Linked DNA regions of Homo sapiens: region 2 is linked to region 1. Evidence: read pairs that join two places in POLR2A ChIA-PET (ENCODE). Cell type or tissue: OCI-LY7. All regions are shown on one strand. Links, peaks and the distances in the headings refer to the core of each region. The heading gives the core; the rest is flanking DNA. Region 1 overlaps NCOR1 (nuclear receptor corepressor 1). Region 2 overlaps PIGL (phosphatidylinositol glycan anchor biosynthesis class L).

Region 1 (5,382 bases), core at 79-5,078:
TTTAGTAGAGACGAGGTTTTGCCAGGTTGGCCAGACTGGCCTTGAACTCCTGACCTCAAGTGATCCACCTGCCTCTGCCTCCCAAAGTGCTGGGATTACAGACGTGAGCCACCGCGCTTGGCTGGCTTTGAAATATGTTTGTTCTTATAAGTTGAGTGAGTGAGTGAGTGTTGTTCAGTTCAGAGAATTAGTTCAATGTAGTGTCGACATACCACAGAGTTTTCAGTTGGATATTGTTACATTGTACTGCTGTCTTGGGACAGCACTTTTTGTAGAGGTAAAATAGCATCATTTTTCTTTCATTTAAGAATTATGTATTTATTATTATTTTTTGAGATAGAGTCTTGTTCTCTTGCTCAGGCTGGAGTGCAGTGGCATGATCTTGTCTCACTGCAACCTCTGCCTCCTGAGTTCAAGTGATTCTCTTGCTCAGCCTCCTGAGTAGCTGGGATTACAGACATGTGTCACCATGCCCGGTTAGTTTTTGTATTTTTAGTGTAGACGGGGTTTTGTTTTTTTGGCCAGGCTGGTCTCAAACTCTTGGCTTCTAGTGATCCACTTGCCTCGGCCTCCCAAAGTGCTGGGATTACAGGCGTGAGCCACTGTGCCTGGCCAGAATTACTTATTGAGTATGTGTACCCATAGATTTATCAAATAATTATATCCTTATTAAAATTTTTCTTTCAATATCATACTTTATAAGAGGTAGGATAGGTTAACTAAAAAGCTTTTTCTTTAGCTTCTATTTGTTTCTCTGTCTTTAAGTAAGATGTCATGATGTCAAAAGAGGCTGCAAATAAAATACCTTGTTAATGGCATTCTCCCAGATTGGATCTTAACCAAAAGGCTGAGAAGCAGTAGCTTTTTTTTCCCCCCAAAGGGAAGAATGCTTTAGTTTATTTTACAAGAGAAAATTTATTACAGTATAGCACCACTCTGGTCTTGTACAAATTACAGAATTCACTTAGATAATTTCTAGTCTTTCCTCTCCTGCATGCTGGGCTCTGTAATAAGTTTAGGAGGTCGGCTTTCTTTAAATTATCCCCAGGTTGGAGGATTTTGGGTGTTGGGATGCCCAGGGTGGTGGTCCTTCTTAGCTTTGTCTTGCCTAACATACTTTTAGAATTGGTGTAGAGCTGGACAGCTTTGTGGGAACTGGTGTGACCTAATTTTCCTCAGTTTAATAACTAATATTTTAGCATTTGAATGTCATAAAGGCATTGCCCTACCCCATACTTTTGTATCAGTAGGTTTTATTATTTTATCACGTAAAAATTACATATTTTGTGGGATCCTTTTTCTGCTTTGGTGAAATGTAGGCTTCACCTCTATTGTGACGCTTGGTGGATTCATTCTTGCTCATCTGAAGTGGCATCTGCAGTCCTGCCACAGTGAAGTATATTTTTAGCTTTTTTTTTTTTTTTTTTTTTTTTTTGAGATGGAGTCTCGCTCTGTTGTCAAGCTGGAGTGCAGTGGCACGATGCCAGCTCACTACAACCTCCGCTTCCCAGATTCAAGCGATTCCCCTGCCTCAGCCTCTCGAGTAGCTGGGACTATAGGTGTGCACCACCATGTCCGGCTAATTTTTTTTTTTGTGGGTGTGTTTTAGTAGAGATGGAGTTTTACCACGTTGGCCAGGATGGTCTTGATCTCCTGACCTTGTGATCCGCCGGCCTTGGCTTCCCAAAGTGCTGGGATTACAGGTGTGAGCCACTGTGCCTGGCCATTTTTAGCTTTTTTTCCAAGATAGCTTAGGCCACCTTGAACACCTTTGCATAACACATTTTGGTTATGCAAAAATTGTGGGCCAAAAGCCAGGAGTTCCTGCTGAGAGGAAAAATTGCTTTTTTTTTTGGCAGGATAGTATTTGAAATTTTGTTGTTGCAAGATTTTCCTGTTGAGTAAATATGTGTGCGTTTATTTAATATGAGAGGATTTAAAAAGGAACTTAAATAGATCAATTTCATTTTGCAATATTGTATTACCTGTTTGCAATATATAAGAGGCTAGTTCTGGGTTTATCTGTATAATTCAGTTAGAAGTGCTGTTGTCTTTTATGACAGTGACATATAATTATTACTATATTATTCCCATCCTAAAACATTATATGTTGATATTTAAGAGATGAGGAAGTTGCTTATAAAATCTCGATCAGATTTCTTAAACAATTCGTAGAATTTTTTCAGTTCATGAGTCAACCATGTAACTACCCTGAGTTAATGAGTTTTGGTGCTAAGAACTGAAATTATAATTTGATACTGCCACTTAAGGTGCTCCCTTCCCCTTCAGTCTGAACTTTAAACTAGATTCTTTTATTTCAGTGGGTTTCAAATGTAAAGTATTCTGCCGAGGTATCTTAGTGAGCCAGGACTAGAGTGAAGGGTGGAGGGAAGGATGGGAAAGGGCAGGGGGAGACTGAAAAGATGAATCCTAGGTCTCCCATTCTTACTAGATCGGAATGTTTCTCCATTGTATCTTTTGTACATTTAGCTTTCATTTAAGACTTTTGAGGAAAACATTCTGGTTAAAAAACAAAATCTGAGCACTGTTGCCGTGTATCTCATGGATAAGTTTTGAGGAAGGAGGTTGTCGTGGTCTCCAGGCTGCAGTTCATGCGAGGACAGGAAGGGCTTGCTTTGACCTGTAAATTTGTATGCTAGTAGGGGCTAATTTCCTGATTTTGCTAGTGTGTGTGTGTGTGTGTGTGTGTGTGTTTTTTTTTTTTTCCTTCTGTATTGGGCGGATAGTACTTTTAAAGAAAACTGACTTTTTTTTTTTTTGAGATAATAAAGTTAAACTTCACTAAAGTCATACCACAAAACGGACAAGGAAGGATTACTGAGATGAGGGAAAAAATGGACAAGTCACTTAACTTGTGACTTTGAGTGACATTGAGTGTAATTGTTGAACTCAGGACTCACCATAGCTGAAAGTTAAACAATGTGCATTAAAAAATTGTACCTCATGGGTTTCTAATCATTTAGGCCACTGTTAGAAAAAAATTGGATGACCCTGGGTTAAAATCTTTTTTTTTGCCTCTTCATTCCATTTATAGCTTTATTTATTTGGGATATCTGAGTTGGGAGGAGAGTGCAGAGATAGATAACTTAAAGCATGTTTTAGGACAGCAGATCAGAATTAGTTGGAAAACTTTTACAAAATGCATGAATGTTCATATAGTGAAATACTCTTTTTTTTTTTTTTTTGACAGAGTTTCACTCTTGTTGCCCAGGCTGGAGTGCAATGGCACGATCTCGGCTCACCGCAACCTCTGCCTCTTGGGTTCAAGCGATTCTCCTGCCTCAGCCTCTCGAGTAGCTGGGATTACAGGCATGTGCCACCACGCCTGGCTAATTTTTATATTTTCAGTAGAGACGGGGTTTCACCATGTTGGTCAGGCTGGTCTCGAACTCTCAACCTCAGGTGATCCACCCGCCTCAGCCTCCCAAAGTGCTGGGATTACAGGTGTGAGCCACCGCACCCGGCCCATATAGAGAAATACTGTTTAGCAATAGAAAGAACCATAAATTGATGAGAATAATTGCCAAGATGTTTTTTTTTTTTTTTTTTTTTGAGACGGAGTCTCACTCTGTTGCCCAGGCTAGAGGGTAGTGGCGCAATCTCGGCTCACTGCAAGCTCTGCCTCCTGGGTTCATGCCATTCTCCCGCCTCAGCCTCCTGAGTAGCTGGAACTACAGGCGCCCGCCACCATGCTTGGCTAATTTTTTTGTATTTTTAGTAGAGATGGGGTTTCACCGTGTTAGCCAGGATGATCTCGATCTCCTGACCTCGTGATCCGCCCGCCTTGGCCTCCCACAGTGCTGGGATTACAGGTGTGAGCCACCGCGCCTGGCCAACCAAGATGTATTAAGTAATAAAAGCAAGATACAGAACAGTGTGTTTCTAGTATGCCACCATTTACATAGGGGAAAAAGTGTGAGTGTATGTATGTGTAGGATATTTCTAAAGGACACTCTAGAAACTAGTAACTTTGGTTGCCTTCTGGGAGTGTAACTGGGTAGCAGCTGGAGAAGAAGGGCGAGGAGATTTTTCGCTTTATATTCTGCGGTACTTTTTCTTAAGTCCTACATATAATATTTATTTCCAAAAAGATCAACCCTCCTCACGATGCCACATGCTGGCTTTTCCCCTTCCACCTGGAGCAGTTGCAGGTGTATGGATGAGGAGAAAGCTCCTCAGGTGGTTTTAATGTGTGCTCTCACTGAACATCTCAGCTCCTCCTAGTTCACTGCTTGCTGAGAAAGCTGCAAAGCATTGCAGAAAACATTAGTTTTTCCCATTTTGCCACAATTTTGTGATATTAGAGGAATTATTGACTTTCTCTGATCTTCAGATTTCTCACCTGTCAAATCAGTGTTAGTTGGGTAATCTCAACCTTACAATCCTTAAGATTTGCTGATCTCCATGCCTCAGGAAGGGAGCAGGGAAAAAACAGGCTGAGGGTCAGCTGGTCAGTCTTCTGACTCTTCTCCTGGTCAGCTTTCACAACAGCAGGAAACATGACATCAGGAGGAGGATGGTATATTTATTTAAAATATTTATATATTACATGGTACCACATAGTTTTTAAAGTTCTTTTTTTTTTTTTGGAGACGGAGTCTGGACCCCTCACCCAGGCTGGAGTGCAGTGGTGCCATCTTGGCTCACTGCAACCTCTGCCTCTCAGCTTCAAGTGATTCTCCTGCCTCAGCCTCCCGAGCAGCTGGGTTTACAGGCACGCGCCACCATGCGTGGCTAATTTTTTGTATCTTTAGTAGAGACCAGGTTTCACCATGCTGGCCAGGCTGTCCTTGAACTCCTGACCTCGTGATCTGCCTGCGCTGGCCTCCTAAAGTGCGTGAGCCACCGCGCCCGGCCTTAAAGTTCTTTCTATACGTTTTTCTTTTATTTTTTGAGTCAGAGTTTCATTGTATCACCCAGGCTGGAGTGCAGTGGCACAATCACGGCTCACTGCAGTCTTGACCTCCTGGGCTCAAGTGATCCTCCTGCTTCAGCCTCCCAGGTAGCTGGGACCATGGGTGTGTACCGCCATGCCTGACTAATTATTTTTTTCTTTTTTTTTTCTTTTCTTTTTTTTTTTTTTTTGAGACAGAGTCTTGCTCTGTTGCCCAGGCTGGCATGCAGTGGCCCGATCTTGGCTCACGGCAAGCTCCGCCTCCCGGGTTCACGCCATTCTCCTGCCTCAGTCTCCCCAGTAGCTGGGACTACAGGCACCCGCCACCACGCCCTGCTACTTTTTTGTATTTTTAGTAGAGACAGGGTTTCACCGCGTTAGCCAGGATGGTCTCGATCTCCTGACCTCATGATCCACCCGCCTTGGCCTCCCAAAGTGCTGGGACTACAGGCATGAGCCACCACGCC
Region 2 (5,382 bases), core at 131-5,130, 95 kb before region 1:
TCATGGCTGCCTTCCATTTATCTTCAGAGAACTGGGATCTGCTCTTTTGAGGGGCGATGCAGGAAGAAGTGTTGCTCCATGCCTTTCTTTCGGTGGCTCCACCCAGTCATTGTGGGTGAGGCCAATCATTTAGGGAGGGACTTTGGACTGTAAATATCTGCTCTGTGATGTGACACATCTGATAAAGCATCATTACTTTTATGATCAAGTCCAAACTCCTCTTGGTCACACGTTCAAGTTTTCCCCAATCTATCTCCTATTTTGATTCACTTCCTTTCTCATTATTTGAAAGAGTCAATGAGATAACACAGGTCAGAAAGCATTTAAGAACTGTAAAAAGGGCCGGAACGGTGGCTCACGCCTGTAATCCCAGCACTTTGGGAGGCCGAGGCGGGCGGATCACGAGGTCAGGAGATTGAGACCATCCTGGCTAACACGGTGAAACCCCATCTCTACTAAAAATACAAAAAAAAAATTAGCCGGGCGTGGTGGCGGGCGCCTGTAGTCCCAGCTACTTGGGAGGCTGAGGCAGGAGAGTGGTGTGAACCTGGGAGGTGGAGCTTGCAGTCAGCCGAGACCGTGCCACTGCACTCCAGCCTGGGCAACAGAGCGAGACTTCAAGAACTGTAAAGAAATGTGTAAACATCAAAAGTGTGGCTGTTATTGCTGCATTAGCCTAATTTAAACCCTCCTTTAAAAAAAAAAGAAAGAACTCCCCAGTCTTTCTTTCTTTTTTCTTTTTTTTTTTTGAGATGGAGTCTCACTCTGTTGCCCAGGCTGGAGTGCAGTGGAGCAATCTCAGCTCACTGCAACCTCCGCCTCCCAGGTTCAAGGGATTCTCCTGCCTCAGCCTCCCCAGTAGCTGGGACTACAGACACCTGCCACCATGCTCAGCTAATTTTTGTATTTTTAGTAAAGACGGGGTTTCACCATATTGGCCAGGCTGGTCTCAAACTCCTGACCTTGTGATCCGCCCACCTCAGTCTCCCAAAGTGCTGGGATTACAGGTGTGAGCCACTGCACCTGGCCCCCAGTCCTTCTTTCTTGCAGTCCCTTGCAGAGCTCTTTGATGGCCACTTCTACAAGCGGTTTATGATTTCAAAGTGGGGTAGGCACCACAGGAGATGTGTAAGATGACTCATTGAGGTAAAGCAATGAATCACCAGGACTTCTATTTACCTGTTTTTCTGTTTACATTTATATTTTGTAGCTATTTTATAAGGCATCATATACCAACAGGGTTTAACATGTACACAGTTTGAATAAATAAGTACATAAATATGGAGGTGCAAGCTCAAATGTTGTTTCTTGCCATTAGGGGAGTGTGATAAAAATGTTTGGAGATCACTAGTCTAATCTACTCACTCTTCATTTTTCATTTTTTCTCCTGAATATTTTATTTTATTTATTTATTTTTGAGATGGTGTTTCGGTCTTGTTGCCTAGGCTGGAATGCAATGGCACCATCCTAGCTCACTGCAACCTCTGCCTCCCCGGTTCAAGTGATTCTCTTGCCTCAGCTTCCCGAGTAGCTGGGATTACAGGCATGTGCCACCATGCCCAGCTAATTTTGTATTTTTAGTAGAGACAGGGTTTCACCATATTGGCCAGGCTGGTCTCAAACTCCTGACCTCGTGATCCACCCACCTTGGCCTCCCAAAGTGCTGGGAGTACAGGCGTGAGCCACCACACCTGGCTGATAATTTATTTTTTTGAGACAGAGTCTTGCTCTGTCACCCAGGCTGGAATGCGGTGGTACAATCACAGCTCACTGGAGCCTTGACTTCCAGGCTCAAGTGATCCTCCCACCTCAGCCTCCCAAGTAGCTGAGATTACAGGTGTGAGCCACCAAGCCCAGCTAATAACTCAGTGATTTTTAGTACATGTATGGAATCTCTACATTTTATTTTACTAGTATTTTACATACATATATATATATACTTTTTTTTTTTTTTTTGAGACGGAGTCTTGCTCTGTCACCTAGGTTGGAGTGCAGTGGCATGATCTCAGCTCACTGCAACCTCCGCCACCTGGGTTCAAGCGATTCTCCTGCCTCAGCCTGTCAGTAATCGGGATTACAGGCGTGCGCCACCATGCCTGGCTAGTTTTTGTATTTTCAGTACAGACAGGGTTTCACCATGTTGGCCAGGCTGGTCTAGAACTCCTGACCTCAGATGATCCGCCCGCCTCAGCCTCCCAAAGTGCTGGGATTACAGGCTGCATATATTTAATTCTTGACTCTCCAACCTATCATAAGTCCCCCGATGGACGGATGTTACATGAGCCATTAATCAGTCAAGGTCTAACCAAGAAAATGGAGACCACCAGGTATTTCAGAAGGAATTTAATATAGAGACCTGTTTACCCACTGTATGGGAAGAGCTGAGAGGCCAAACAGGAAACAGTGAAACAACGCAGAGACTGGCCACAGCAGAAGGGCACCACCACCTCTAAGATAGGGGACAGCAGAGCCATGGAAGGGGAGCAGTGGTGGGAACTAGATGTCAGGAGAACTAGCTAGATGTCAGGGAAAACACCAACCTGCTGATGGACATGCCACTTAGGGTGGAGGATGGGGGAAATACCTGGTTCTTCCCTCTGCTACCTCCTAGTCATCCATCATTGCCATCTACTGGTCAAACCCCTCCAGAAGCCAATGGACATGGGAGCCTGGAAACTGTAGTTTCCATTGGAATAGAGCAAAGGCTTAAGATAGAGGCGATGTCTTACTCACAGCAGGTGTTCAATGGATACTTTCAATTGCTGCTCAGTCTTGGCCCTAAACCTTCAAAGGACAGCAGCAGTCTGGCCACCTGCCTCTCACTGTCTAAGAGTTTTCCAGCTTTATGGAAAAGCAATAACCTGCCAGGTGCTTGGTTATAGAGGGCAGCGGGGAGAACCGTACTGGGGGACATGGGGGCACCACAGGGCAAGCAGGATTCAAGGCTCAGGGAAGGGAGACATGGCAAGGGTTAATAGCCAGTTTCACCCCAGAAGCTCAGGGACAGAGTACCGTCCATGATTACAGTGGTCCAGTGTCACGAGCAGGCAATGTGATGTGGCAGAGAGAACATGGGGTAGGATGACACAGAACCCGAGTTCTAGCTCCCCTGCTTTCCATGTGACCTGGCAGGAGCTGCATCATCAGTAAAGATAAAATAATTCTGGGATGCACCTGATGACTGCCTGAGAGTCCTTCCAACTCTTAAGTCTAGGACTGTGTCATAAGCAAATGATTGATCTCACCCACTATCAGGGGGTGGAGCCACTAAAAGAAAGGCGTGGAGCAACACCTGTTCCTGTGAGCCTTTCTCCAAGTGAGCTTCCCTCACAGAGCAAAGACACTGCTATCAGGTATGACACAGATAACCTCCCAAAAGCCAATGAGAGACCAGATCTCTCATTGGACAAGGCCAAATTCTTTACTACACACCTTCCTTGTATTTAGAAACCTTCACTGAACTCCTCTACCAACTATAGCTTAGACTACCCCACTTCGTACCTGATTTGAATAGTATTCTATTATTTTCTGTTGTTTTGTGTGTCTCTTTAGCTAAACTTAAAATATAAGACTAGGCCTGTGCCTTATTCTTCTATTTCTTAGGTGGTACATGGTACAACTCAAGTCAATGAACAATTTTTTAAAATAAATAAACAATAAGTAATTGTGCTTCTACCCTATGCAAGGAAGTGTGTTAGGGGGTTTAACAAGCACTAGTTGCTTGACAGAAGTACTCTATATTTGGATGAACCAAAGGGAATTATACCAGCCACTGGGGGCTGATGCATGTAAGCAAGATGTTTGAAAGATTGCAATTTTTTTTTCTTTTTTGAGACGGAGTCTCCTTCTGTCACCCAGGCTGGAGTGCAGTGGTGCGATCTCGGCTCACTGCAACCTCCGCCTCCTGGCTTCACGCCATTCTCCTGCCTCAGCCACCCGAGTAGCTGGGACTACAGGCGCCCGCCACCACACCCGGCTAAGTTTGTTTTTGGATTTTTAGTAGAGACGGGGTTTCACCGTGTTAGCCAGGATGGACTGGATCTCCTGACCTCGTGATCCACCCACCTTGGCCTTCCAAAGTGCTGGGATTACAGGCGTGAGCCACTGCGCCAGGCCGAAAGATTGCAATTTTATAAAACAGATTATGGGTTAAAAAGTGTATACATTGGGCAAAAGGGCAAAATATCCTAATGGGGCCCCTTCCCCTCAATATAGGAAAATATAAAATTTGATGCTGGGAAATTTCAAACAGATAAATGTAGAAAAAACTCCTTTTAGACTAACTATCTGAGTTGTTCTTTGCCTAAAGTTCAACCCTAATCAGCTCAAGGCCTGGGTCCAAGCATAGTTTCTGTCTTCTCTAATATAGTAACAATTCTACCCTAGATAAACATGTAAGTCAGTTTTTGGATGCTTCCTTAAGAGACAGTTGGTGAATGATAGTTGCCCCAGTTTTCTTTGTCTAGTCCCTCTTGCTGATAACTAGAACAGGAGAAGCCCTCTTGGTCTGTGAAGTAATCTTAGGTATGAAGCCAGACAGAGTAGAGTAATGAAAAAGGAGGAAACCAAGCTGCAAGGACTCTGGGGAGTGAGCCATCACACGGTCCCAGATAGCATCCCTCCTCCTACCACAGTTATTGTGGGTCATCTGCTATTTGCAGCAAAGCCAAATTCTCATTTATAGATGCCATAATTTTTTAAAGCCTCCCTATCATCAATTATTTAGGTTGTTTCCAATTTTTTAGTATTGTAAAAAGGTTGTAATGAGCATCCTTATCCATAACTCTGTATGCCTCTCTCAATATTTCTTTGTGATAAAATCATAAATGTAACTTCTGAGTCAATGGTGAAATGAAAAGCACATGCGTGGATCTCTCTTGTAAGAACTCTGCTATGAAGAGTAGATGGAAAGTGTGTTAACTTGCAAGGCATACAGCATCAAAGGAGTGTTTTTTTTTTTTTAAAGAGAAAGATTTGTACATTTTATAGGCTGAAACGAAAAACTAATAAGTACAATTTATATTAAGAGCTCCATTCCAGCCGGGCACATTGGTGCTGGCACTTTAGGAGGCTGAGGCGGGTGGATCACCTGACATCAGGAAATCGAGACCAGCCTGGCCAACACGGTGAAGCACATCTCTACTAAAAATCAAAAAATTAGCTGGGTGTGGTGGTGCGTGCCTGTAATCCCAGCTACTCAGGAGGCTGAGGCAGGAAGATCGCTTGAACCTGGGAGATGGAGGTTGCAGTGAGCCGAGATCATGTCACTGTACTCCAGCCTGGGTGACAGAGCAAGGCTCCATCTCAAAAAAAAAAAAAAAAAAAAGAGCTCCATTACTTTGAAAAATCTAAGGTGTTTTAATATTATCTACTTTTTAATCC

What was found. ChIA-PET counts read pairs that join two places held together with the same protein. Peaks named below come from ENCODE experiments on the same cell type or tissue, not always from the same donor. Only the 100,000 strongest peaks of a DNase experiment are listed, where the experiment ranks them.
Region 2: POLR2A ChIA-PET joins it to region 1 with 8 read pairs; 11 of 35 experiments call an interaction of 5 or more read pairs at or near these places.

Annotation. Positions count from the first base shown.
Region 1 is chr17:16,196,549-16,201,930 of GRCh38, reverse strand. The region is part of intron 1 of NCOR1 (nuclear receptor corepressor 1); the gene reads left to right. Among named protein-coding and RNA genes, the nearest start is that of NCOR1, 16 kb to the left of the region's middle. In OCI-LY7, for the core only: no CTCF peak of the experiment used is centred there; a DNase peak (open chromatin) is centred at 2,670; H3K4me3 peaks cover 829 bases; H3K27ac peaks cover 558 bases.
Region 2 is chr17:16,291,977-16,297,358 of GRCh38, reverse strand. The region is part of intron 2 of PIGL (phosphatidylinositol glycan anchor biosynthesis class L); the gene reads right to left. Among named protein-coding and RNA genes, the nearest start is that of MIR1288, 13 kb to the right of the region's middle. In OCI-LY7, for the core only: no CTCF peak of the experiment used is centred there; no DNase peak of the experiment used is centred there.